Regions from separate parts of the Homo sapiens genome. Here region 1 is linked to region 2. Evidence: read pairs that join two places in POLR2A ChIA-PET (ENCODE). Cell type or tissue: HCT116. All regions are shown on one strand.

The links. Peaks named below come from ENCODE experiments on the same cell type or tissue, not always from the same donor. Only the 100,000 strongest peaks of a DNase experiment are listed, where the experiment ranks them.
Region 1: POLR2A ChIA-PET joins it to region 2 with 5 read pairs; 4 of 35 experiments call an interaction of 5 or more read pairs at or near these places.

Annotation. Positions count from the first base shown.
Region 1 is chr12:75,659,123-75,661,622 of GRCh38, forward strand. LOC105369844 (a long non-coding RNA gene) reads right to left here. Exons shown (of 16, transcript XR_007063375.1): 8 at 1-53. Among named protein-coding and RNA genes, the nearest start is that of KRR1, 150 kb to the left of the region's middle. In HCT116, no CTCF peak of the experiment used is centred here; DNase peaks (open chromatin) are centred at 1,239 and 1,819; H3K27ac peaks cover 2,500 bases.
Region 2 is chr12:76,342,051-76,344,550 of GRCh38, forward strand. BBS10 (Bardet-Biedl syndrome 10) reads right to left here. Exons shown (of 2, transcript NM_024685.4): 2 at 2,424-2,500. Among named protein-coding and RNA genes, the nearest start is that of BBS10, 5.1 kb to the right of the region's middle. In HCT116, no CTCF peak of the experiment used is centred here; no DNase peak of the experiment used is centred here; H3K27ac peaks cover 2,500 bases.

The sequences.
Region 1 (2,500 bases), 680 kb before region 2:
CTTCCTCACTGGATTCAGTCCCATTTTTGCAGGTGTAACTTTTATAAGCAAGACTGAAAAGAAAAAAGAAAAAAACATGTCATTTGGGAGTGCATTCAAAGCCCATTAAGATGACACATTCACTCGTATTTCTCTTTAACCTTCAGGCCACAGGACAGCCTCCCAACCCAGCTAAAGAATCAAGGGCGGAAGGCCAAAATCATCTGAAAACAAATATGATACTTCAAAAATGTCTGAAAAGGACAGGTGTGCTTTTCAAGAAGGCTTTCCCTCAGTGGCTTTACCTTTTGTGTGCGGCCCGGATGTAGCTGATAAACCAAGGCTTTCTGACTTTGCAGCTTGATAGATATAATTTTCATAGTATATGGAAAGATAATGCACCCAATGTATTGGACAGTTGTCCCTGTGTTATCAAGCAGTGTGTTCTCTTATTTCACTAACAAATGTCCAGACAAACACACATTGTGGCAAATGCAAGGAAATCACTAGCCTGTGTTTGAAACTTAAGCCTCCCCGTTCTTTAGAGTATAGCAGTATTCAGGCAATAGGGATGCATGGTACGAGCATTACCCTTTCTCTCTCTCCAGACTCCAGAACATGACAATAGCTGATATGTTTCAGTGCATGAATAATTCTGATTCCAGCTAGACAATTGTTGTGAAGGAATTGTCCTTATAATATTTGTCTCATAAAAATATGTATATTTTATTATAAAACAAGAATGTTCAAATGGACATCCACATTTTGGCCCCAAATCCTCCCCTTTTGTGCATCTTATGCAAAGTACATGTCAATAAGTATTTATCAAATGAATGTTAAAAGCATGAAAGAATGTTTTATGGGGATTTTGATGTCTTTCTAGTGAGATACTGTTTTTCATTTAATCATAACTCATTTTTTTTGAGATGAGAAAATTTAGACTCAAAGTCATGATAAGCCACCAACATCATAAAGAGCAGACTCAGGAACTGAACTGTATTCTCTGCCTGTCCCTTCATGCAATTTCTTTCTCCTTTCTACAGAAAAATCCCCCCTTCCTGCTATTTCCACCCCTGAAATATTTATAGGCTGATGTCCTCTTTAGTCATCACTGAGCTAAGCTGCAATCTTTTAATCATTTCTCAGAAGTCATTTTCTCTATCGGCTTAATCATTTCATTTACTTCTGACTCCACCCAAAGTGCTTACGTCCCTTAAACATGAGGTTCCAGAACTGAAACATAGTCCTTCAAGGAACCAGAGAGAAGCCAGGCAACATCAATCAAGCCCCTTGATGATGGAACGTGTCCTCACATGTGACTCAATAGACGTTTTGCTGTGGGACTCTAATTCTGTCTTGCCTTATAGGCAAGATGCAATCTTTATCAGAGCTCCAGGGGTAATGCTGTGTCACACAAAAATGTGCACTGCTTTTGATATCAGGCACACCTGGGTTCAAATCTTGGCTTCCCGATTTACTACTTACGTAACCTAAGGCAAGTTATTAAGCGTCTCTAAATCTTGGTTTCTTTGTCAGAGACAAGTTGGGAGGAATACTAGCTACATCATAGGAGTCTTGTGAGAACTAAATCACTTAATATATGTAAATGGCCTGTATATACTATACCTAGCACACATTACATACAGCACATTTACTAACCTCTAAATCTAGTGTTAAATCAATTTCTTTCTCTCTCACCGCACTCCATTCAATTTACCAGGAATTCTGTCCACCTTTCTTTCAGTTTTTCTGAACGTATCCATTTCTTCCCATTGATATGAGTCACAAATAGATCAGCTGCCACCTGATCAGACCCACCATCATTTCTAACCAGACCATTGCCATAGCCTCCTGACTCATTCCCCTGCTTTCATCCTTGCCTTTTATAATCCTTTCTCTACACTGTAGCGATGTCATCTTTCTAAAAGATTACTTGGACCAGTCCACTTGCCTGCATAAAACATGGCATAGGGTTCCCACTACACTTAAAAACAAATCCAAAATTCTTGCCATGGACTACAGGACCTCAAGTGATCTTTCCCTGCTTGTATCTCTGAAGTTATCCTTCTCCCCTCTTCTATCACTTACTCTACTTTTAGCCATATATGGCTTTTGGTTTCTTGAGCTCACTAAGCTTATTCTGGTGCCAGAAACTTTGCCCTTTCCATTCCCTGAGACTTAGATGTTCTTCCCCAAGATCTTTACATGATTGGTTCCTTCTCACCATTTCAGTCTAAGACCAGAGGTCACCTCCTCCAAGAGGTCTCCCTTGGTCACCAAATCTCACGTTGTCTCTCCCTGATAACCTAACACTGACACTTTCTAGCACATTACTTTGTCTTACTTTCTTTATATCACTTTATCACTATCTGAAATTACCATCTTTATTTATTTGTTTGTTTATTTCCAGAATGTTTTTCTCTCTCAACAGAATGCCAGCCCTATGAAAGAAGGAACCTTGTCTACTTTGCATCTCTCAATATTGTTACCTCCTAAAATTGTGCCTGGCATGAAGTAGACA
Region 2 (2,500 bases):
ACAGTGGGAGGGCTAGGGTTAGGAAATGGGAAATAGCAATTCTATTTTGGGCACGTTAAGGGTGAGCATCCAAGTGGAGACTGGGTTGGCAGGTGGATAAATGAGTTGAGAATTCAAAGAGGTCTAGGCTGGAAATATATAATTTGGGATTATCAGCATCTATTGGCACCCAAGCCATGGATGGATAGGCTCTCCTAGGAAGCAAGTATAGGTAGAGGAGGGCCAGGACTATGCCATGGGGAACCGGAGCATGAATGGACTGGAAAGAGGACCATATATTTCATTTGATTTCTCTTGTTCTGATTCCACGCTTACTGAGCAAGCACCTGATTATTGTTTGACTTCCCATAGAGATCCACACATAAAGGAAAGATTGGCCAAATGGACTTGGAATATTCTAGTTCCTGGGAGAGTTCTCACTGTAAATAAATTTATCACATTCACAAGCTTAGCGTGAGTTAGCCCCTGAGACAAAGCCATAATCAGTGTGCTCACAAAAATCTGATGGTGAGTCTGCATAAGGGAGAGCCAGACCCTGCACTGTGGAAATTCCCCCGAGAATGAAGCACTGCTTGCTGGCACTCTTTCACAGCTCACACCTCTTTGCAGCCTGCCTAGTGAGAATGTTCTCATATTTCCAGAACTGGTGAGACAATCCTAAGCCAGGTGTAGCTAAGAGAATATTCCTTTTTTTCAGGTGTATATCTTTTATTGTCAAAGTTCTACTTATTTGTCAGGGTGTCTCACAGTTTTTCTTCCATGCTGATCTTGCATTTCCTTAGATCAGGGTCCTTATTACTTAATTACTATTTGGAGAGTATTCTCTATGTGCTTGCACTAGATCTATTTTAAAATCTTATTTCATTTTTATATAGGTAATATTCAATTGGTTCAAAAATCAAAATGACATTGAGAAATCTTCCTACCTCCTCCTGATTGATTGGTATCTCCTCCCCCACCCCTCCAAATCATTGCCTCTCTTTGTGAATCCATCTAGCTTTTAGGCTGTTAGCAATCTTTTGCTATGACAAAGTTGCAATTAATAACTATATATACATACATATACATGGTTTGTGAGCTGTAGTTTTTGTTTTCTCTGCTAAGCTGTGAAGATGAGAAAGACATATTCTACTTCTTTTGGGAGAGGAGAGGCAATTTCTGATAAAAGTTCAGGCTCAAACTGCATTCTTCTTCCCCTTCCCTTTTAGTCTGAAATGTGGATAACATGGCAATTCCTGTACAACATGATTAAATAGCATCCCTGGCTGAATCAGCTCAAGGATGTTCAAGTTTAACTATTGCTTTGAAAATAAAAATGGCTCATGCTGGCCCAATGAGAAAAAATAAGAAGGTCTATAAAGGTTATTGGAGAAAATGTGTTTGTGGGAGGTGGATCGACATGTAACTTAATAATAAAAAGAAACGCAGTTGAGAAGTTAATGCGTATTTGTCTTTTCCCTCCCATGGTGTAGCAGATTGTATTTTCCAAAGATAGCTGCCTCAATATATCCCATCCCACATGCTCTTATGATGTGACACTGACACTGTTCCCATTGAGTGGTGGGGCCTGCATTCTTCTCCTTTGAACCTCAGGTGATGCTTATGACTGCTCAAACAACAGAATGCAGTGAAAGTTGTCCAGTTAAGCCCAGTCAACCCCCAGAACCACAAGTAAATAACATAATGATTCAAAAAAACTAAGTTTTGGGATTATTCATTATGCAGCAGTAAAAAATAGAAACATGATCTTGATTTTGATTTTAACTGGCCTTTACATTTTCCTTGGTCTTGATTCTTTAATTTTCATTCAGATTTTACTGTAATTTTGTCTGTTCCTTTTCTTGGGTGGGGATGGTCTGTTCTTATTGCAGGTCACTTCACATCCTTTGTGGTAGAGGGTATAAGTATAATGTAATTACATTTTTAAAAGTGCTTTCCTATCTAACTCAGTGATGTAAACTCTCTAGTGTTATTCTGTAAATAAGGATAAATCCATGAAAGTTTTACCACCATTTTTGAGGGGTTTCTTTTAATGAAAAGGAAAAGGATTACTTTGTGTAGATCTGTTCTACACTTTCTGCTCCTCCCCAAAATAGATCCTTTGCCCATGAAAGTTTATAGAAATTATAATCTCATCTATGAGGACCAAATGACAGATTCATTCAACAAATAGGCCCTCAATAGGCATCTATTGTGTGTAAGATATTAGACCAAGTGCCAAACGTACAAAGACCCAGTCCTACCTCAACAGGGCTCCTGGACTAGTGACTATACCTATTAAATGCTTATCATATGCAAAGCACTGGGCATGTCTGGAAGTCATTAAATGCTTACAGTAATGGAGGAGTGTTTTAAACAACCACAAAAAAAGCAAAGTGACCAAATGACCTGAAAGGCAATTAAAAAAAAAATGAAAAAAATTATGCAGCAGTTTTAAAGTTCATTCATCCATGAATTCAGCAAAAGAGCTAATTTATTCTCTCCATATTCACAGAAACAA